Linked DNA regions of Homo sapiens: region 2 is linked to region 1. A link is a loop called in an ENCODE intact Hi-C map of the cell type or tissue named here. Cell type or tissue: Caco-2. All regions are shown on one strand. Each heading gives the region's core, and the rest is flanking DNA. Links, peaks and the distances in the headings are about the cores only. Region 1 has its middle 70 kb from the start of GLS. Region 2 has its middle 18 kb from the start of GLS.

Region 1 (12,162 bases), core at 5,753-8,252:
GTCAGCAATGAGTACTAAAGTATGAATCTTATTCTAAGGCAGAAATGTTAGTCCAGCCATGGTTAGGGAAGAACTACTTGTAGTGCATAGATATATTACAGCCACTGTGCAGAGCTCCAAAGTGTATCTGTCTAGAAAAAATAAGAAATTATATGGAAAGGAAGGCAATGCCAATTCTAGTCACCAGCAAAGAGACAGATACACTTTTATGACATTTGCCACAGGGCATTAAGGGAGCAAGAGGGAAGAGGAAGCAAGTCAGGAGAAAAACGGGGATAGCAAGAAACTTAACAGGAACTTGGTACAAATGGGCATGGTGGCCTACAAGTGGAGAAGGTTTGCTTTCAGAGAGCCAGTCCCAACAAGAGAGTAGTAAATTCAGACTAATTATGAGTAGACATTGGTAATCCAAGGAGAGGCTAAATTCAAGGTTGGCAGGATGGTAAATGATGATGCATGTTCAGAAGTCTAGAGCAGACAGTATGGAAGAGTCAAGCAGCACAGGACATTTCCAAGAAATCTTTGAGAAAACAGGGCAGGAAGACAGGGAAGACCCAGTGCCAAGGGACTACAACGTTGATAAAAATAAGAAATGGGGGCTGGACATGGTAGCTCATGCCTGTAATCCCAGCACTTCGGGAGGTCAAGGTGGGTGGCTGACTTGAGCTCAAGAGTTCAAGACCAACCTGGGCAATATGGTGAGATCCCATCTCTATAAAAAAGAAAAACAGGAATGAAAAATGGAAAAACACATCAGTCAAGAAGAAGTTAAAGAAGAGAGTTCCGCCACTGCACTCCAGCCTGGGCGACAGAGCGAGACTCCGTCTCAAAAAAAAAAAAAAAAAAAAAAAAAAAAAAAAAAAAAAAAGAAGAGAGTTCCTCCTTGAGTACCTGTGACCTTGGGAAAGACAGAGAAACCCCTGGCAGAAGATGCCAGAGAGGTAGCTCATCTTTCTCACAGTGATATTAGGGTAGGTGAGGAAGACTGTTTTTCAATGATCACAGATGAGCGTAATTATTTGCAAACGCCATTGATGTGTGAAATGAAAAAAGATTATTAAGGCAAATGTATTGACTATTTTTTTTAATTCCAGGAGAGAGACAGCAGCAGGCTAACTAGTTGTCTGTTAAGAACATCCAGAGCAGGACCAGAATCTGGGCCAGGAACTGAGAGACAGATTGGGACAACGGAACAAATCTACCAGGGTATGCTGGCCAACTTAGTCTTCTATTATGATCAAGGAAGGATGGCGCCTGAGAGGTCATTACTATGTGACTGGTCTTCATATATTGCTTCTATGTTTGATTCTTCCTCCAGAAATGTTTCAATAGCAAACTCAATGAGTTTACGTAGCCAGAATCTTAGTCAATAACCTACTCTGCAGTATCTTAGGGCTGACTTTGTACATATGGAAGTCAGCCAGATCTCATGAGTGGATCATTAAGCTAGAATTATTTTCTTGGCACACGTTACAGTAAGGTAATATATGACCTAGGCCTAAGGCAGGCCATCAACCTGTCAAGAGTAATGACCCCCAGGGGTAAGGCCTTGCTGTCTCCACCTCAAGGATGGGTCTTCAAAGTGGAGACAATATAGTCCCTATGGTTTCTACATGCTTAATGAGTCTGTTATGTGAATTATAAAGATAATATCTATGGGGACTTTGAGCTCCTACAATAAAAATGTATAAATATAATCCAAGAAATTCTGGTAGACAAACATTGTAATAATGCATATCAGTCTTTGTATCTCCATTTAGTTTTTTTAAAACTTGGCTTGTGTCCAGAAGTATGCACAGATATACATAGCAAATGCTCAGTGCTGAATGTTTAGCTAAATCCTGTGCTTCAAAGCAAGGATGAATAGATTTTCATCAGAGCTCAGGACCTGAACTGTAGGCTTCCCTCACAATGAGAAGTAAAGCTAAGTATAGGTGAATCCTGAGTGGCACATATTCTATGAGAGTTTTATACATAATTTGAATGATTGATATGCTGCATCTTTCATTGAAATGATTGTCAACCAATATTATTTCAAGTGTTATTTCCATGCTATTTCTAGTTCTGTATGTTTTACGTAATTATAAATGGCTTCATATTTTCATGTAACATTGTATGATATGATTTGGGTTCTAACAGGTTATCCTTGACACCAGTATAGAATACCCAGAATTAATTTAAGGTATATTATCAAACCACTAAAATTAGGATGTCCATGAATTCTGAAGGAGAAAATATCATTTAGATTGTGTGTGTGTGTGTGTGTGTGTGCGCGTGTGTGTGTGTCCTCTAAGTTTTAAACATGAGGTGGTTATATAAAGGGGACTTCTAAATTGGGAGAGGATGAAAATGGGCTAAATATTTCAAACAAACTTCAGTGTGAAATCAGTAGTATATTCAGTAGAGGTGACAGGGAAAAAAGCTGTGGAGGAGAAAAGAGAACAAGAAAATCAGGAAGCAGTAAAAATGATGACTGAGGTCAGGTGGTAATGGTAACATCAAGAAACTTGAATCTGATGGAAAAAAACCACGGGTAGCTATAAAAGGGGCATTCGAAATAGGAAATGATGTGAGAGGAGAAGATAATTTTAGTATAGTTAAAGGAGGTAGCAGCTATAGGTGTGAAGAGAACGGATTAATTTTAAATGTGTCCCAGAAGTAAGAGAAATATTTTTTTGAGGAGTGGGGGAGGAACAATGAGATAAACCTGGTTGAGTGTTTTATGGTTATCTCAAGTAAGAGTCCACTTGGAGTATTATGTCCATTTTTGGACACCATACTTTCATAGGCATGTTGATGAACCAGGTCATTCAAGACACCAGGGTAGTGAGAAGTGTGTTAATAGTGCTTCTACCAGAGAGTTAGAGTGACATGGCAGCTGTCCTCATATCTATCGATCTGTCATAAGGAAGAAAGATCACATGCCTCTGCATTGTTTAAAAGAAAGAAACAGACCCAAAGAAAGTCAGGAGGCAGATTTTGCTCAATATAATGATCTAACAATTAGATGTGCCCTGTAACAGAGTGCGCTATTGTAAAGTAATGTTCTCCCATCTTTCCAAGTATTCAAGCAGAGAATAGTCAATAATACAACTAACGACTGGAAGGGTTTCTTTTATTCTAAGGTACTATCAGATGGAGGAACATGTAGTTTGTGGTCAGTGACCTCAGGTTCTCACATTCACGGTGCTGCATCCTGGTTTTCATTTGGGGACTGTTTTCTGGCACTCCCGCCTGTCTGGAGGTGAGATATGCTTGTTATGACAACCCTTCTGTCACAATAAATTGGCTGGTGCATTCAGTGTCATCTATGGCTTTTTACTTCTATTAATTCATTAATTCCGGGCCCCCAAGCGAAAGTTTCCAAAGGCCTTTTTTCTTCTTTGTTAATTATAACATGATATCAATCAGCACCCAAGCAGAAACTAGAAGAGTATTCAAACTAGGTAATTTGAGGAGAGTTTAATAAAGCAACAGCTTACAAAGATGTGGACAGTGGCTTAAGGAAGCCACTAAAGGATGGCACAGTCCTCCAGGCTTGTGATCAGGGGAGTCATTACCATCCCCCAGCCTGAAGATCAAGAGGCTGGAGCTATTTCCAGACCCTGAAGAGGGTGGTTGTATGGAGAGGACTATCTGAAAGAAGAGGCTGTAGCCAACACAAGAAAGCCAGGGAATAAATAATCCATCCTCACTCTCCTGCTGTTGCCTCTCAATGGCCAAACCCAACCATGAGCTGGGCATGAAGGGAGCTAGCTGACAGCTATATGGCTCAGCTTCCTGGGGCCCAGAGCAGAGTGGAGCTGAGAAGAGAGTGAATCTGGAGGGGTTAATGGAAGAAACCACAGAAAGCAAATTCCTCCCTGAGATACAGTTGGTGCTTAGGCAATATTTGTACTGACAGGAATGTGGCCACATATTTTGGAAAAGCTCAGGGACTCAATCCTCTGCTAGCTGCTTTGAGGCCATGTCTGCCGAAGTCACTGTCCTCTACAGGGTTTTTTCCTCATGTTCAGTGTTTAGTCCTTTCCACCTTCACGAAAACGATGCCTACTTAATATACAGAAAGGAGGACATACAGAAATTTTTCATCTTAATTGGATATTACAGTTGCCCCACTTTGGAGCCAAGAAGAGCTGAATAAAGCTGAGAAACACCTAAACAGAAAGGCAAGTTTACCATGAAGTAAGAAACGTAAGCTTTGGACCCCTTAATTGCTTGAGCCTCCGTGAGTATTGGGAGTTGGTGTGGGTTGTAGAATGTTGTCAGTAGAGAGAGAAGTCAGATTGCATTTCTATGTAAATATTTTGGGTAAATTGCTTAGAGACATGTCAGAAGAAAGGGACCTGGACTCTCAAGGCTCCAGTAACTTATTATGAATCCTTTTCTTATCCTTAATAAATATTCTTTTTTGTACCTAACTTTATATTTCTAATTTTATGTTCTTTTTCTTGAGAAGGATCAGCCAAATAATATACGTTTTAGCCCCCACAAAACCTGGATCACTCAACCTACATGGAACTTTAATCATACTCAAACTAGGTCAGCAGTCAGTTTAAAGTGTAGGGGTAGGGGACAGTAAAAGGGACTTTATATGGAAGCCACGGAAAGTTTTCATAGGAGAGAGAAAGAGTGCATGTGCATGTGGTACTAACATGGACTCAAACTTTACTCCTGGCCACTGCTCCATTTCTTTCTTGTATATTTGTGTTCCTTGAACATATACTTTATACTAAATGCATCTACTTCTTAACCACATATAGGACATTGACTTTCTTTAATCAACTTTGTTCTCCTTCCCCTTGTACTTCTTCTATCCCTAGAAGCTGCTACCCTCAACTAGGATATTTCTGGCAACTTCAGGAAAATTGAAAGGACAATTTCTAGTGCCATTATCTTTGCAACCTTTGACTGGATGCCACCAGTTCACCCTTTTCAACTGTAATTATAATGACTTCCTTAAAGTGTTGTCACTAACTCTGGCTTCTATGACTTCATTTGCTATTTTACCACTTTCTGGTATCTACTGGCATTCTTGGGTATAATCTAGGAATTAGTGCCCTTCCATTGCAGTAGGTCCTGCCCATCCTGAGACAACACACATTTCCCTTCAATCTTTTCCCTTGGTCTGTTTTCATGTTGTTAACCTTCTTTTGCTGCTTCTTGCTGCTTTCTTCTCCCTCTAACTCATCTCTCTGTTCAATTCATACAACTGAATCTTCTTCCATCTGGCCTAGTGAAACAAGCTCCTGGTAGGGCCCCCTTTCCCAGATCTAACCTTCTTTCATCATTGCTCAGAGTGACTGTGACACAGGCATCTCAAACCATCCGACATACCCCTCCACTCCTTAGGACTCTATGGTGGCATCCCTTAGCCCCAGGAAGCACAGGAGTCACATCACTTTCTCATTTAAGATTCACTTGCTCAAATCTTCTTTTGTCCAGTTCCACCCTACTTTTTCTAAAGCTGCATGATGCATCTGTAGGCACTCCTTTGTACCACTTACTATGTGTCAGACCTGGTATCTTGATTTGACCTCATTTTGCTTACAGCAACCATGTTTTTGTTTCTTGCAACAACCAAGTTTCTGTTTACTTACGGCAACCAAGTGATTTCTGTTGTTATCTCTATTTCATGGGTGAGGAAATCGAGCATTAGAGAGGGCAAATAAAGTACCCAAAGTTAGAGATTCGGCAAGTCTTTGGGTTCATAATATTTGAACCCAAGCCCTCTGATCCCATAGTCCACATTCTTAACCACTGTACCAGTGCTTCTCAAAGTATAGACCACTGACCGTCGGCACCAGGGTCACTGGGTGCCTGTTAAAGTGCAAATTCCTGGGTCCCATTTTCTATCTACTTACCTGATGAAAAGGGATCTGGTGAAAGAATATTCAAGGCAGAGAAAACAGCAACTGCTGAGGTGGGAATAAGCAAGGATCAGAAAAAGGGTGAGAGAGGCTGGAGCACAATGAGCCCAGGAGGGTGGTATGAGGTCCGGAGGCTTCGGATTTTGGATCTCTTTTCTTCTTTTCCTTTCCTTTTGCCTTTTGCCATTCCTTTTGCCTTTTGCCTTTCCTTTCCTTTCCTTTCCTTTCCTTTCCTTTCCTTTCCTTTCCTTTCCTTTCTCTCTTTTTCTTTCTTTTTTGAGAGGGTTGCACTGTGTCACCCAGGCGGAATGCAGTGACAATCACAGCTCACTGCAGCCTTGACTTCCTGGGCTCAAGCATTTCTCCCACTTCAGTCTCCCAAGTAGCTGGGACTACAAATGCATGCCACCACACCCGACTAACTTTTGTGTTAGGGGGTGGTCTCCCTGTGTTGCCCAGGCTGGTCTCAAACTCCTGGGCTCAAGCAATTCTCCCGCCTCAGCCCCCCAAAGTGCTGGGATTTTAATTTTTTATTTAGTTAGATGGGAAGCTCTTGGACAGTGGTAAGCAGGCGAGCGATAAGACCCACCTCACATTTGAACAGATGGCAGCTGTCACTAAAGAGTTGTAGAGTTGTGGAATTTTGGAGTTGTAGAGTTATAGAATTGTGGAGTTGTGAAGCTGTGAAGTTGTTGTAGGGAAGCAGCTGCCCAGCCAGCGCACTTCCTTGCATCTAGAGATGTCATAGATGAATTCTGGCCATTGGAAGGAGAGCAGAAGTGATTTATGGGTGACTTTTGGGCAGAGGTATTGAAGGAGCAGATATGCCTGCTTCATGTTCTCTCCGCCCTTCTACCAGCTGGGTGTTGATTCCATGTATTAAGATGACTGGGCTCTCCCTCTCCCAGCCTGGCATTGACAAGGAGTCCCCACATGAACTATTCCCTGAGCAATAAAAAATGGAACACAAAATGTGTATTATTCAAATGTGGGGATTTCCTTGTTACAGTAGCTACTATTACCTTAAATGATACATGACTCATGCTTTGCCAACATCATTTTGGCTGCTATGTGGAGGTGGAAGGGGGTGGCAGAGAGACCAAGGTAGAGGCTACTGCAGAAGTTCTAATGGGACTGGGGGCTGGCATAGATTACCTGGGTGGCACTAGAGTGGTGGAAACTGGAGATACTAGATATATTTTGGAAGAATTTTCCCCCAAACCAGCAAGATGTGCCATTAGATTAAATGGGGATGTGACAGGAGAGATAAATCAAAAGTGCAAGGTTTTCAGCTTGAACTCACTGAAAATACAGAGATGCCATTTTCTGAAGTGGGGACTGGAATATTTGAAATCTTCTCCTGCCTGCAGTTCTCTCACTCTGCAATTTGCCCTGAACAACCTCCTAGTTGTGGACCTTAGACCACATGATTCATCCCCTGAGGCCTCCTCCATACCCTACAGACCTCACGTGTACTTCACGTGTTCACGCTGAAAGAAAAATTTGTCCTACACTCTCTCGGCCTGAACAACTGACTACTTGATAAAATAAGATTTGTAAACATAAAAAAAAAAGCAATTATAACCTCAAATGGGTTTAAGTTGCTTTCCCATTCTTACCAGGCCAGAGCACAAATAGAGAAGGAATGTGTCTTTCGTGTTTGCAATTAGGAAGTGAAGGAGATGGTGCTAATCATAGAGTTTCTGTTAGTTCTGGGCTGACCTTGTTTGAAGTATGGTTGCAACACACTTTATGACCCTACCAGCTCAATGGAATTTTTGTTTATTGCTTCCTCTCCTCTCTGTGTCCTCTGACTGTGGGTCTACTCAGTATGACAGTCTCTCCAGGGCAGGATTGTGTCTGTTTACCTTGTTCTGCACTGGACTTCACTTACCATGGTGGCTGTGGCAGAGCTGGGTCATTAGGACTCTTTGGAAGATAATGCCCTGTGAAAGAGGAATGGGGTATAGGAAAAAAGAGGCAATGGGCATGAAAGATGTGAGAATGGATGGGAAAAAAAAGATATAATAATATAAAATAATGTCATATATGAAATAATATAAAAAATAAATTGAGTATTTGTTTTTCAGTTAACCAATGTCAGAATATATATTATTCTAAGACCCTCACTCTACTCTGTTGTCCTAGGAGCTCTGGAGGGAAGCATTAGATATGGCTCTTAACCTCAGGGGGCTTACAGTCCAATCAGGAGACCCAATGCAAATGGAACAATGAATCAAGATACTATCTAACAGGACTAGACCATGCCAGTAAGTGCTGTAGGAGTTTAAAGATGAAGTAGCTCTTTGAGGCTGCAGTAGTCTGTTGATGGTGCTTCTCTCAGGAGGTCCCAGGAGGGGTGACTGTTCTTTCTGGAACATGGTCATGGGAAAATCCCTCATACCTACTTTAAGCCAGTAAAAGAGAATGTCCAGAAAGGCCAGGTATTTGGAATTGGACCTAAGTGACAGGCTTCATATACAAATATGCATTGGTTTACGGACAATTGTATAGTTTTTTTCTTCACTGCCACCTAAACCATCATTATCAGCACTTGAGTCCTCTGTGACCATCACTGCTGTCCATGGGCAGTATGCACAAGTGGAACAAAGCCAACGCCTCAACTGTGAGACAGTTTGTCTCTTAGGGTTAGGGAAGATGAGGGCTAAGGGTGGAGGGAGAAGGTACAGCATGGCGAAGCTCATCATAGATCCCTTGGAACACTATTCCTACTGATTTGTTACTCCCTTTTCTCCCTCCATGCTTTGTCTTTCCCTGTTACACACACACTGTTATTCTTCATCTGTCCGCAGCCCAGTCATTGGAACTTGGATGTAAGTGGCTTCTACAACCAAGTGAGGCAGAGAAATGGGCAGCAGTGATGACTCTATAAAGACTTTTGTCCTTTCATTCATTCAAGGTGGTGTACAACCCAAAGATGAACACATGACCCTTGTCCTCAAGCAGCTCAATCTGTGAAAACTATCATATGAGTTAATGTGGTAACAGAAGCATGCGCACAAAGTACTCTGGAACAACAGGCAGGGACCATTTAGACCTGCTGCAGTGTGTGTGTCTGTGTCTGTTTATCTATGTATTATATGCAGGCAGATTGTGAAAAAAGACAAGTTTCACAGAGGAGATGATACATGATCTTTTCTAATTCACTGAAGCATACAGCTATCAAAGGCCTGAGGACTCTTGAAAGATGAGCAAAATTTCATCATGCAGAGAAGGGAAGTGTAAAGACAGGAAACAGCATGTGAAAGGCATTCTATTCTATTTAAATCTAGGAATACTGTCTTTAGGATGTTCTTGGCTGATTAAATCAGATGCATCATCATATTATACTATCATGATTTACCAATACTGGTTATTGCCTAGATTTTATCCATGGACTCTCCATTGGCATCATTAGTGATGAGAGCTGGAAGCTTGAGCACACCCTGCCATAAAGTTGTTTGTAACAGAAGACATAGTTTGTACTTTGTTTTCTCTGTTTCAGTTTTGGTTTCCACCTCTAATTTGATATATACCAGTTATTAATCTGGTTGATTTGCTACAAATGAAAAGTTTAAAAAATTAATGACAATCTATACAAAACTCACATAAAACCATTTGAGTCTCCCACTAGATGGCACAGGAAGAATATGGCATATCACCTAATTCTCAGGCTAGGCTAGATAGAAAATGTCTATTCCTATGATCACATGACTCTGACTACTTTCTCTTAAAAGTAAATATAAATAACATCTCTGTAATTTTATTTTTTCTTTAACAATAATTTATCTTAAAGTAGACAGAAAAATGCATGTGGTTTAAAATTCATAGTAAATAGGAGAATATTATAAAAGTTTCTTAAGGCCAGGTGCAGTGGCTCATGCCTGTAATCTCAGCACTTTGGGGGTCCGAGGCAGGCGGACCATGAGGTCAGGAGATTGAGACCATCCTGGGCAACATGGTGAAACCTTGTCTCTACTAAAACTACAAAAATTAGCTGGGCGTGGTATGCTCCTGTAGTCCCAGCTACTTGGGAGGCTGAGGGAGGAGAATCGCTTGAACCCGGGAGGTGGAGGTTGCAGTGAGCCGAGGTCGTGCCACTGCACTCCAGCCTGGCAACAGAGTGAGACTCTGTCTCAAAAAAAAAAGTTTCTCAAACCATTTTTAACAGATTAAAACAATTCTTTTTTTATCAAACTATTTTTTTCATTAATTCTTAGTAGTCAATAGTTCTGTTATTGTGACCCTGGAAGACAAGGCACTGTCATCTGTCTCCTACAGATTTTAGAGCAATTAAAAGTGAAGCAATCCATATTCATTGATTAAGAGGGAACTATCATGTAACCTGGGTAAGTCAGTCCATATCACTTTAAGAACGCTAAACAGTATTGCTCAAGGTTAAAAAAAAAAAAAAAGGAGAGAGAGAGAGATCTAACACCATTCTTTAACGCCTGGCCACTAAACTAATGACCATCAATGACAGAACCTGCTTAATCCCCATATAATTATCCAATATATTGAATCCTAATTTTTTTTGCTCTTCACCCCAACCTTGCCCAAGTGCCAGTGTAGCTCTACTTTAAGAATATCAATAGAATGTGATTTTTCACAAGCTGCCATAAGTAAATGGTGGTAAGCCAGAGTTATAATCTGAAAATGCAGCTAGTTTTTTGGGGGGCACATTAGGACTCAAACTTCCTAAAACTCCTACTCCTGAGTTACCTGGAGAAAAGCTACAGCAGATGGGCATCCAGTGCTTGGAAGGGCTGCTTGGTCCTCAATACAGGGCCCAGTAAATATATCTTTCAATTAAACTCCAACCTTTGATGTAACTGGTATCGTGGTGCCACAAGGATTCTGTTCAATATATATTTACTGAATACCTTCTTTGTGCAACACTCTGTGCTGGACCCTGGGCTAGCTTAAACAACCTGATTTGATTCATGGTGGGCAGCAGATAAGAAGGCAGAATTAGTTCACCCTCATAATGGTCTTTTACTGCAGCAATGGCCAATAAACCACCGAGTTTGCAACACCAGAACCCTAAGGGCACACTTAGCTTGAATCAGAGTGTCTCCTGGCAATCATAACTGATATTCAATCAGAGTTCCCACTGAGTATAGATGTACTACTTGACTCCATTCCAATAAGTGCAGCAAGCTGGAGCAGAAAAACTAATCTTTGCTGGGTCTCTCAACGCATGATTTTTCCTACATTGTGCAACCCTTATATGCCTTTCGTCATTCATTCCTATCAGAATCTCCTAGAGTGCTTATTTTAATGCAGATTCCCAGGCCCAATGTAGATCACTGTATCACATCTCTGTGATACAGGAGGCCATAGTGAAAACACAAATGAACCTGTTGCCAGCCATCCATGAGACCACCACGGATGCCCCACACATCGCCAGGGTGATTTGAGGGCCTCAAGATGTGAGTTCCTTAGCATGGTTGGGGGCCAGAGACGCCACAGTTTGAGCTTTGGCATTAATGTGCTCTTCCTTTCTGTTGCTTATCTTAGGTAGGAACCAGTTGACAAGTGTCCTCTCCCAGCACAAGGAACTGACTCTGGGCACTGAGTATAGATTTTACTTAAAAAAATGTACAATTTTACTTACAGAAAGTTACTCAGCTGGGATGTTTCACTTCATCATTAAGGTTTTCTTGTTTTCTTCCTTCCTTCCCTTCCTTCCTTCCTTCCGTCCTTCCTTCCTTCCTTCTTTCCTCCCCTCTCCCTCCCTCCCTCTCTCTTCTTTCTTTTTCTTTCTTTCTTTCTCTTTCCTTCTTCTTTTTCTTTCTTCTTTCCTTTCTTTCTTCCTTCCTCCCTCCCTCCCTGCTTGCTTGCTTTCTTTCTCTCTCTCTCTTTCTTTCTTTCTTTTTTTTGTAAGAAACAGGGGTCTCTCTCCCCAGGCTGGAGTGAAGTGGCACACAATCATAGCTCACTGTGGCCTCAAACTCCTGGACTCAAGAGATCTTCATGCAGTCTTCCCAGTAACTGGGATTACAGGCACGTGCTACTGCACCCAGCTTTCACCGTATAAGTTAATTGTTAACTTCACATAAGTTTTAATACCTGCAAAAATTATGTGACTCTTCCAGATTCCAATCTTTTCTAATTTGCTAAAGCATACAGCCATCAGAAGTCAACATGCAGAGAAGCACTAACACGGAGTCTCTGCATGTCTTGATAAATGTTGCTTTGATGCAGAATTCAGTTTGGGCAACTTGTGTAGAAGGATGGTCAGAAAGTAATTTTCTGTTTGTTGGGGTGTGTGTCTGTGTGTGTGTGTGTA
Region 2 (12,162 bases), core at 4,146-6,645, 54 kb before region 1:
GCTGCCCCTTCCATTGCAGGCTCAGAGCTCTAGGAGGACAGAATGGTTTCTGGGGATGGGCTCAGGGTGCCCTCCACAGGCTCACAGCCCAGGGCCACTTTGGGACTCTATTCCCTGCATTCTGGTCCAGTGCTCCTCAGCTATCCTAGCCGTGACTCAAGCAGGCTCAGGTGTGGCTCAACCTACCATTCTGGAAGGTTCAATCCATAAACTTTGGTAGCATCCATGTGGCACTAATTGTGCAGGTGTGCAGAATGCAAAGAGCTGCGTTGGTGTGGCTTCCTCCACCTAGATTTCAAAGGATGTCGCAGACAGCCTGGGCACCCAGGCAAAGACTTAATCACAGGGGTGGAGCCACTGCAGAGAACCTCTACTGGGGCAATGCCAAGTAGAAATGTGGGATCAAAACTACCACAGAGAGTCCCCACTAGGGCAATGCCTAGTAGAGCCATGAGATTGGGGCTAATCCCAAAACCCAAGAACTGTAAGGCCACCAGCATGCAATTTCAGCCTAGGAGAGCTACAGGCATGTGATCCTAACTTGTGAGAGCTTCTGGGTGGACTGACTCCAGCAAAGCCATGGGGCAAGGGCTGCTGGGTTTTTAGGAGCCCATCTTCCACCCCAGTGTGCCCAAAATTGGGGACATGGAGTCAAAGGAGATTATTCTTCAGCTTTAAGACTTAATGTTGATTAGCCTGTTGGATTTTTTTTTACTTATTTGGGGCCAGTTACCCTTTTCTTCTTGCCTATTTTACCTTTTTGGAAAGGGAATGTCTATCCTATGCCAGCCCTGCCATTGTATTTTGGAAGTAGATAACTTGTTTGATTTTACAGTCTCATGGCTATAGGGAATTTGCCTCAGGATAAATCATGCCTTCAGTCTCACCCATATCTGATTCAGATGCAACTCTGGACTTTGGGCTTTTGAGTTGATGCTGGAACAAGTTAAGACTTTTGGGCTATTGAAATGGAATGAATGAATGTTGTTTGTGAGAAGAATATGAGTTTTAGGGGGCCAGGGGCAGAATGTTATGGTTTGAGCGCCCTCATCAAAACTCATGTTGAAATTTAATTGCCATTGTAACAGTATTAAGAGGTGGGGCCTTTAAGAGGTGATTAGGTCATGAGCGCTTTGCCTTCATAAATGGATTAATACCATTATCACAGGAATGGGTTAGTTATCACAAGAGTGGGTTTCTGATATAAAGATAAGTTCAGCCCCCATTTGTTCACTCTGTCTTGCACTCATTTTCCATGTGATGCCTTCCACCATGAGATGACGTCCACCAGATGCCAGTGCCATGCTCTTGGACTTCCCAGCCTCCAGAACCGTGAGCCAAATAAATCTCTTCTTTATTAATTAACCTGTCTGTAATATTCTGTTATAGCAGCAGAAAACTGCTAACATAGGCTCTTAAAAATTATTCTTTTAGAGTAATTTCCTCAAATGTGGGACTAGGTAAGTAACCCGAGTAAAACAGACCAGGTGTAATACATTAGGGAATTATGAGACTCCAGCACATTGGAATTGGAATGCACCATCTGAAGGGGCAGTAACTAATCCATTCCAGCCAATTTTAGCTAAGTGAGAATGCAGGCAGTTGGCTAGACTTTGAATTCTTCAAGATGACCCAGAAATATGATTTTTAAAAATAAATCTTATGAACTTTCAATGTAAGCATCTCATTCAATTTTTAAAAAATACTATACCAATCAAAGCATCTGCAAGAACAATTACATTTCCTACTTTCCCCTAAACGATCAGATGATGAAAGTAATATAATGTTATTTGAGATTTATTCCCCAGAGCTGATTCTACTCCAGATAACTAGTCCTAGCCAGCCATGAAAAGTTCATTCTCCTTGAAACTGCTTCAACCCTCTTGCTGCTAGGAGGGGAGCCAGCCTTAAGGCAAACATAACACACCAAGGCCAACAGAGTGGAGAGAGAAAAAAATAAACCCTGGAAACTCCATGACATTCTTGAACTACTGACTCAATCAGTTCTGATGCCTGCTCTATTCTGGTGCTCCTTGTTACACATTAAACATTTCTTTATCATTTAAATCATTTCAAGTTCTTGTTTCCATTAAGACGTCTTAACTGATTCAAAGCCACACTATAGAAGTTTCTTTCTGTGTCTGTATCTTTTTATTTGCCCCAAGTACAATTTATTGTATCCTTTTTCTCTCATTGTTTTAACATCACTAAATTGGATAGCTATGTTTTAACCTATTTATACATTATATGACTTCCCAATTGTTGGAAGGGCCGTGTATGATAGCTTTGCATCATTTAAAAATAAAAGGATGGAGTTGGACTTAGAGTTGGAGATAGTAAGCACTAAGAAGCTTACCTCTAGGCCGGGTGCGGTGGCTCACTCCTGTAATCCCAGCACTTTGGGAGGCCGAGGCGGGTGGATCACGAGGTCAGCAATTCAAGACCAGCTTGGCCAAGATGGTGAAACCCCATCTCTACTAAAAATACAAAAAATTAGCTGGGCGCGGTGGCAGGCACCTGTAGTCCCAGCTACTCAGGAGGCTGAGGAAGGAGAATCATCTGAATCCTGAGGGTGGAGTTGCAGTGAGCCAACATCGTGCCACTGCATTCCAGCCTGGGCGACAGAGTGAAACTCCGTCTAAAAAAAAAAAAAAAAAAAAAAAAAAAAAGAAGCTTACCTCTAACCTTCAGTTTGGACTCTGAATGATTTCTATAACTCCAGATTGCTTCCTTTCTCTCCTAACAAAAAATATTGGTTTGGCACAGTGGCTCACACCTCTAATCCCAGAACTTTAGGAGGGTGAGGCAGGAGAATAGCTTGAGCTCAGGAGTTTGAGACTGCAGTGATCTGTGATTGTATCATTGCACTCCAGTGTGGGCAACAGAGTGAGACCCTGTCTCACAAAATATAGACAGACAGACAGACAGATAGATAGATAGATAGAGATAATAGACAGATCCATCCATCCTGAGACAACAAGCTTTGCCCTTCTGCTATAAAGCAGACCTCTATGCTTGTGCCTAATATATTAGTGTTTGAACCTTAATTTGCTTTCCTTCATTTTTGCCAGAATGATCAATTTTCCTTTACCTAACCAACATTCCTCCTTTCCAACTTTCCTCTTTGCTTATGCCATTTTAATCACTTGTGTGACCTAAACCTCTTCTCCACCCTTCAAAATTCCACAGATCATTTAAGATCTCTATCTTATGTCTTCATGATGCTCTCCCATTTCATATCATCTTCATAACAGTCACTTGAGATGGGCAGGTAGGTGCAATCTCATTTTTAGGTGAGGAAATTGACAGAAGCATTAATCTGCTCAATATTTCAGTTACTTGCCTTAAAAGTATCACATATTTCTTGACTCTGGCTTATGCCTTTACCATCACCCACTTACCATTCTCATTTGGATGTACCTTCTCTTTCCCAATCAGTGAACTCAAGTAAACATATTCTATGCTTTTTCTATTGAATGTCATTTCTGACTAGCTGTTTTTATTTCCACAACTAACTCCAAAGTTAAGAAATGTAATTTGAGTCAAGAAAAAGAAGACATCTTCACAACCCATCCTTTCTTTAATCTGATGGTGGCATAGTCACTGACCCATGTGTTCCAGATGGGAAAAAAAGTATCCAGAGGCATCTGCAGCCTCAGTAGATATTGGCTAGACTTAGTATTGAGCACCAGATACTATGACATTTCTCATGCAAGAGGCATGATACAAAGGAGAATACAATTCGGAGTCAGGCAAATTTAGATTTGAATTGCAGCAGACAGTAGTGCCTTCCTAAATTTTACCTCACAGGTAATACTGATTGCATTTTAACAGGGTTTTCAAGAATAAAAAGTCTTAATCCCAGAAAGTGACTGAAACAGGGAGGAGTTGATATCTGGTACTAGGCAAAAACAGGAGACATTTTTGTTGATTAGCACCTGAGCTGTGTTAATATTCTCCTGAGAGAAGGACCTAAGAGAATAGTATAGACAGTATAGGTAAGTTCATGTAGGCAGAGGAGGAAATGAGGCAGGGAAAGCCTAGACATGAGGGTAGTAATAAATTATAAGCATGTAAGGCCAAAGGCCCATGAACAGACTGGGATGCATATCTTTTTTTTTTTGAGACGGAGTTTCAGTCTTGTTGCCCAGTCTGGAGTACAATGGTGCGATCTCGGCTCACCACAACCTCCACCTCCTGGGTTCAAGCAATCCTCCTGCCTCAGCCTCCCGAGTAGCTGGGATTACAGGCATGTGCCACCATGCCCAGCTAATTCAGGCTGGTCTCAAACTCCCAACCTCAGATGATCCACCCGCCTCAGCCTCCCAAAGTGCTGGGATTACAGGCGTGAGCCACCGCGCCCAGCCATAACTTTTAAGTCCAATTCAAAAGAGTAAACTTATGTTTATTTATTTAAAAGTTTAATACTATATGTAGTTCTTTAAAACTTTTCTGAATAGAGAGTTAGGAGACTGGAGTTCTAGCTCTGGCCTGGCTATCACCTAGAACTGGTTGACGTGGGCAAATCCCCTGACTTGTCAATGTCTCCCTTTCCACATTTTTAAGTGGAAGTTTGGCCTGAGTGACCTCAAAGGTGCCTCCTGGGTCTCAACTGTGATTCCAAGCACTGGCTACAGTTGTGGCTTTTATTTGGAGGTTATTAAACACTTACTGATGAAATCTCATGTCTATTTTTTTCCAACAGATACCATGGGAATTCTAAGTGAATTTGGAATACTGGAAATACCAAACAAGGTTAAAGAATGTTTTAAATGCAGTGACTAGACAAAAGCTATAAACAGCTTAGCACATGGCAGTTTTGCAAGAGCAATAAAGAGTACACATTTTTAGATTAATAATCATAGATAATGTTAAGGGATATGTGAGAAAGGGCAGGGGGATACACAGACCAGGGGCCCAACACTATCTTGATAACCTGAGGTCCTGGGCAGGAACTTGTCCCAGGTTGTGGAACAGTGTCTCTGTAGTCTGGTTGGCAAAACTTTAATCTCAGTAGGTTTTCCCTCAGTGGTAGGCATTATCAGAATATAAAGACAACTGTATCCAAGAGTAATTCATACACTGTGCAGCCAGCTAGCACTCATGCTTATGGCAAGAGACTCTTCAGCCACTGCGAGTGCACGTGCTCACTGTCATTAGAGTCAGCTGTTGGCCCTGAAGAGCCCTGGCAGTCAGACTCCTCCAACAGCCTCCAGGATAGTGTTTTGGTGCAAACCTGAGTATGTGCTTTCAGAGTCATTAGAGAAAGGAGATAACCACAAGTAAACAGAAAGCAGGTGGACTGTACAAACAGTGTCGCAAACATAATTTTCAACTCAATTACTATAAGGTTCTCTTTTTATGTTCTTTTTAAGTAGATGGAATATCTAGGCTCCACTTATCTCTAAATAATAAAACTCTTTCACTCCTAGCAACCACTTCCTGGAAAACAACCTGACAAAAAGATGAAAACAGTGAAAAGAGGTCTTTTGCACATTTAACAATGATAAGAGGGATTTTTAAGAGTGAAATCCCATAATAGCTTCAATCATAAATGGCTATATCCAGTATCTCTCAGATGAGCAGCCAGGATCATGAACTTCCTTGTTGCAAAATCATGTATTAACCCTTCCCTGATCACTGCATTCTGGATATGACAATCATCTACCTACAGAATTTTACAACAAAACCATCACTGAGATTTTACTGGGTGTATGGTATGCCCCATGCATTAATTTCACATTAATAGAAGGAATTGTACTCATTTTCTTGCTCCTCCTTATGTTCCTCTGGACAATTTATATAGCCTCAAAGGTCTTCGTTTCCTCACTTATAAAGTGAAGATAATGGTTCACACTTCTCACAACTATTGTGAGAATTAAATGAAGTAATGCATGCATATTGTTCAGGGATAGGCACACACAGAAACTCAACAGATGTTAGCTCCTTGTCCCTTGCAATCCATTTCTATCCAGGAGCTATAGTGATCTTCTTACACATAAATCGGATCATGCTACTCTCCAGCTTAAAACCCATAATGGCTTCCCATTACATTTAGGATAAAATTAAAAATTTGTAATATTCCTACAATACCTCTCTGGCTCTGCCTAAATTTTAGGTACATCTTCAGCCAGTCTACCACTAACATTCTATGCTCCAGCTAAAATTACCTTCTTTTGGATCTTTAAATATGCCAGAACTATATCATGGCCCCTGCATGGTAGCAGCACAAGGGGAGATTTGGGTGTCTTTATTCCTTATGATATGCATGAAGTCCATCCTTTATTTGATATGCAAAATTGATATATTATGAATCTTATATAGAATGCTATGCACAAACAGCTTCTAGCCCACCACTGAGTCAAATTGCTACCTCTAAGGCCCTCCTAAATTGTCATTTGGAAACTGTCACTGTTCTTGCACATGCCATTCGTTCTGCTCAAAAAAGCCCTTATCTTTTCTCTTTGCTACTGGTGAAATCTTACTGACTCATCAAGTCTGAGCTTGAATAATCCTGTGTGTCTATTAAGGTAGAGAAGGGCAAGGATAGTGTGGCTGCTTCTCTTAATGCTGTGGTCTAACATAAAGGGAGGCAGGAAATGCTTGTTGTTGGAACTCAAGGTTTACTAGATTTTTTTTTCTTTTTTTTGAGACTGGGTCAGTGCAGTGGCGCAATCTTGGCTCACTGCAACATCTGCCTCCCAGGTTCAGAGCTCAAGGTTTACTAATTGTATTAGTCTGTTCTCACACTGCTAATAAAGACATACCTGAGACTGGGTAATTTATAAAGGAAAGAGATTTAATTGACTCACTGTTCAGCATGACTGGTGAGGCCTCAGATTGAAACTTACAATCATGATGGAAGGGAAAGCAAACATGTCCTTCTTCACATGGCAGCAGCAAGGAGAAGTGCCAAGCAAAAGTGGGAAAAGCCTCTTATAAAACCATTAGATCTTGTGAGAACTCACTCACTGTCATGAGAACAGCATGAGGGTAACCACTCCTATGACTAAATTACATCCCACTGGGTCTCTCCCATGACACATGGGGATTATGGGAACTACAATTCAAAATGAGATTTGGGTTGGTGACACAGCCAAACTGTATCACTAACCAATAAAGTTTACCTGAATATATATATAGTGAAAGATCTGCCCCTGCACCCATGAAAAACTAGAGCATGTTACACCAGCTAAATCTGATGACAAATTTTGAGTCTGTCTTAAGCCAACATTTAGGAGTCAAAGAGAAAGAAAATGCCTCCATCAAAGACTGTGCCTTTGTATCCTGGCCTTTTCCTACGTCTTTTTTTAATTTTTATTTCTTTTAGACAGAGTCTCGCTCTGTTGCCCAGGCTGGAGTGCACTGGAGTGATCTTGGCTCACTGCAACCTCCGCATCCCAGGTTCAAGCTATTCTCCTGCCCCAGCCTCCCAAGTAGCTGAGATTACAGGCGCCCACCACTACGCCCGGTAATTTTTTGTATTTTTAGTAGAGACGGGGTTTCTCCATGTTGGCCAGGCTGGTCTCAAACTCCTGACCTTGTGATTTGCCGGCCTCAGCCTCCCAAAGTGCTGGGATTACAGGTGTGAGCCACCGTGCCCAGCATCCTTTTCCTACTTCTTTAACTCACTTCCTTTCTACTACCCTGACCACTGCATTTCAACATACACAAATCAATCTGAAGCAGAACTAAATTTTACATAGAAAGAGGGGTTTGAGAAAGGGAAAAGCGAGTGGCAGGACTATGAACAGAAGAAATAAAATGCAAGTACAGCCTCAAGGCATTCTTTCTCCTGGGCTCTCAGCAGGGAAGTTCCTGCCAGGCATATCTTTGTACCACACTTCTAGTCTGTCTTACATTCCTCTGGATCATTTACCAGTGGCCTAAGCTGCCTGCTTTACTTTCCTGTCCTGAATCATGTTTCTGCATTGATCTCTGATAAAAGATCCTTTTCTGTTTGGATCCTCAGTTTGGTCCCATTTGTCTTTTAGTTGTAACAGGGCTAGCTTTTTAATCACCTTTCAACAATTTAGGAAGCTTTTACTAGGAATCCCAGTCTTTCTTCCACAAATATTTATAGAATGTTCCTAAGTACCAGGCACTGTGCTAGGTTCCACCCCTTCTGCATTCTCCGCTTCGGTAGACCATCTGGATTGAGGGTTTCTCTTGAATTTTTTTGTCTACTTTGACTCTCCCTTTCTACTTGGCTTTGATTTTTCTTAAAGGGTCCTCTCCCTAGCCGGGCTTCTCATCCTCCTTTAGAATATCCCTGTTCAGAAATTCACAACTTCTATTTGCATGTGAAAGATAACTCACAGGGAAGTTCTCGGAGAAATTTCCATGTGTGTTTAAACATTTATTTGCTACTTGACAGTCAAATGGAAGCTGCCTCTGAGGGGCGGGGGGGGGGGGTCTGTGGCCATCCCTCTGAAGTAGGAGAACGAAGTGGCATCTGCTTTGTTAGGGGGCTGTTGTCCTTTAGGTTTATTCAGAATTTCTATCCTTCCCTTAGTTGAAGCTGCCACATAATCAGGTCTTTTTCTCTAGAATTCTATTGTGTGTGTTGCCTCTTGAATAAGATAAACAGAATAAGACAGTCGTGGTGCCAAGGACCTATTTTTATATTCCCTAGTTCATTTGCATTCCCCCCTCCAACTTTCTATGGCAATTTTTCCTGTCCACATTAAAAACAGCTTTCTGGAAATTTTTATGGAAATCCTTTATATATGATATTGTGAATTTAAGGAAGCATCTTCCAGGCATCTTAAGTTTTTTTCTTTACAGAATTTGAGGCTTCGTCACTGCTCCTGTCCCTTAACCTCTGCACAATAGTTTCATACAGAAATGTCTTGTTCACATAAAATCTGCCATCTCCACCCATAGTGAGCCCTGCCCTGTTCTGATGTTCCAAATCTTCCCCTTCCATTTTTAAGGCTCACCTCAATCCTCAGGGCACATTCCTTCTCTTCTCCTATTTTCAGAAACTACCCACTTCAGTCCTAATCTTGTAAAACCAAGCAAACTACTCCCAGAAGGTGACAATGAGGAGGGACCATACACTAGAGTGTAGGTTTAGTGAGCAAAGAATAGCTCCAGGAAGGTACCAAAGCTGCTATACTCACATTTTCTACATTTTAGCATAATCTTTCATCTTGGAGGATCTTCAGTAGAGATAGAAAGATGCCAAGAAATCTCTCCTAAATTCCATGGATTCAGATATACTATATTTAATCTTTAAAAAGTGCTGAATCATAGAGTTGCAGAGGTGGAAAGGAATGGACTTTAGAAATCCAGTCCATTTCCTCAATCTGTTTATTAATTTCCTCTATAACATTCCTCAAAACTGGCCATCCAGCCACAGTTTTTTTTTTATTTCTCTTTAAAAAATATTGTTTAAAGAATAATGAGCCTAATTCCAAAGACTTAATCAGTATTTCTTAAAGAATGTTCTGCAGATGACCTGCATCAGAATCACCCGGCATGCTGCCAAAGGGTCCCTGGGATCTACCCTAGATAGACAGAATCCTAGAGCCTAGGGGTGCAGTCCAAGACTCTGCACCTCCAGGTAGTGCTTGCATATACTAAAGTCTGCGACCCTGTATTCTAACAGGGATCAGCCACAGCTGTACGTGGACAGACTTCCTCCCCATATTTAACAGAGCAGGAGAAGGCCATTCGTGCCTTGAGAGGAGCAGTCTACGCTTGCCGGTATTTTTACAGGAATGTGGTAAAACAGCTGCTACAAACCTACCCCCAACATTTTTTTTGGCCACACCATACCCAGAGCAGCCAACAGCATTACTGAAGCTGGCAGATGCATAACTCTCTGCTTCCTGATGAAGATGAGGAAAAGAAGTGCCTTCCTGGATCAGGGAGAGGGAGATGAGCTGAATATTAATATTGCACTTAATACTGGTGAAATCATGATCCAGGCCCTCAGGCAGTATATCTAGGCAACTACACTAAGGGAAAAAGTTTGAACATTAATGAAAATCTGGAGAAACTGATTTATGTGGAAGCCTAAATAAATAATTCTAGACTATAAGGAGCATATAATAATTTGTTAAAAGATAAAAAACTGACGGTGGAAAGATGGACCAGAACATAGGAAGTTGAAAAGGAAAACAATGAAAAGAATTCAGGTACAATTCAAGCTACAATGAAATGAGACTTAATAATAATTTAACCATTTTAACCAAACAGACAGCATATTTTTAGAATCAGGAGGTCTGTGCAATGTTTAGGCAGCCTGTGTAACTCTCCTTTTAAAAGAGGCTCACGTTAAGCATTCCAGAAAACCACGGAGACACTGAGCTCAGTGTACAAGAGTCGACTGTGTTGAAAATGCAAGAGCCAGAAATGACACATACCTAGAAAATGACCAAAAACTAACCAAAGGCAGGACAGAGAAATCCATTCTTCTTTCTCCTACAGAGGAAAAAGTATCCAACTACAGTACACCTCTCTCGACCTCCTTCCCCGTCTTTCCCCCGAAGAAAGAGCTTTACACTGGGAATCAGAAAATCTAGATTTCTAACCCTGGCTCTGCTATGACCTATGTGATTTTAATTACCAAACAAGCTTAATATTCTGACTAGATTTCTTCACCTATATGTAATAGGGTATCTTGCCTGAGGTTGAACTTTAAAACTTGTGAATTTTTTTTCTGTTTTTGGTCTCTTCAAGTGAATATTTATTTATCTTTATTTATTTATTGTTTGTTTGTTTGTTTGTTTGAGACAGAGTCTCACTCTGTCCCCCAGCCTGGAGTGCACTGGCACCATCTTGGCTCACTGCAACCTCTGCCTCCGGGGTTCAAGTGATTCTCGCGCCTCAGCCTCCTGAGTAGCTAGGGTCACAGGCGCCTGCCACAGTGCTCAGCTAATTTTTATTTTTATTTTTTTAGTAGAGATGGGATTTCACCATGTTGGCCAGGCTGGTCTCAAACTCCTGACCTCAAGTGATTTGCTCGCCTCGGCCTCCCAAAGTGTTGGGATTACAAGCATGAGCCCCTATGCCTAGTTTATTCATCTTTAATGTAAATTGTTACTTCATTTTAGGAAAAAAAAACCAAAAAAACAAAAAACCTACCAGAATAGTTTCTGTTATTTACACAAATATAAGGCAAGTACCATTAATATAAATGGGGTATTTTTGTGGTTTAGCAATGGAAATGAATATCTGTGTAGTTTTGGGCCAGACCATCTATCTCCAAGTTCCCTGTGTGTGTGTGAGTGTGTGTGTGTGAGTGCTTGCTTGTATTTTAATAGTAAACAAAGAAAACATTTTTTCTTAGATGTATATAAACAGGAGGTAGAACACACAGAGAACTGTTGTTTCTTATTACTGTTGGGACAAGTTTTTGCTTATAGATGACAAAGAGGAAAGGAAAATCTTGTGAGAACACTAAGTGGTAGCAATGGGGTCTTGGAGTGGAGCCAAGGTGGCTGCAGAGGGGGGCTTTCTACCCATCTCCAGAAACTCAGCGAGGTGAAGGCAACTTAGGCAGAATTAGGGGTGGACATTCTTGGCATGAATGGATGAACTGCTTGCCAGACTTATTTTTAACAGTGGTGGCAGTAGGTTCTTTGAGGGAGCTTCCATTTTAATTGCATTAGACATTGGCAAGAGGGAATCCAAGTAAGAGAGGAGAGACTTGATTGGCCTCTACATGTGAGACGCCCCTTCTGTCACTCTCAGAAATAACAGGGAGAAGCTTTCCCAGTCAGTGGGAGTGCTGTGTGAAGTACACTTATCATACAGGAATTGTATTTGGGACAGTCAAGGTAAAAAATGTGTAGGCTCAGCAACACTGCTCAATATACCCTTGCTGGCCCCCTGAACAGTCATGAGCAGTGTGGAGTTGCCCAAAAATAACTAGGACCTGGGGACACAATTGTTTGACATCCAGATGGGATGGTTTTGCTCACCTTTTATAACTTGCCTGCCTCTGGGAATCCAAAAACACCAATATATAAATTCTATCATTCTCCTATCATCATAGGATTAACAAGATCTCCAAATTCAGATAACTGTTCCTGCTTCCTTAAGTTCTACCAGTTCCTGCCTTGGTACTTCCTCTATTATAGCCCATTTACCATTTAATAGTGATTGGAATAGTGTATACACAGCCCTCTCCCTCACTAGAGGGCAGAAGCT

Evidence for each region. Peaks named below come from ENCODE experiments on the same cell type or tissue, not always from the same donor. Only the 100,000 strongest peaks of a DNase experiment are listed, where the experiment ranks them.
Region 2: it touches region 1 in a loop (5-fold over the local background); 1 of 110 quality-filtered maps calls a loop at or near these places.

Annotation. Positions count from the first base shown.
Region 1 is chr2:190,804,772-190,816,933 of GRCh38, reverse strand. No RefSeq gene overlaps it. Among named protein-coding and RNA genes, the nearest start is that of GLS, 70 kb to the left of the region's middle. In Caco-2, for the core only: no CTCF peak of the experiment used is centred there; DNase peaks (open chromatin) are centred at 7,313 and 7,703; H3K4me3 peaks cover 579 bases.
Region 2 is chr2:190,857,175-190,869,336 of GRCh38, reverse strand. No RefSeq gene overlaps it. Among named protein-coding and RNA genes, the nearest start is that of GLS, 18 kb to the left of the region's middle. RefSeq lists an enhancer at 1-55. In Caco-2, for the core only: no CTCF peak of the experiment used is centred there; a DNase peak (open chromatin) is centred at 5,186.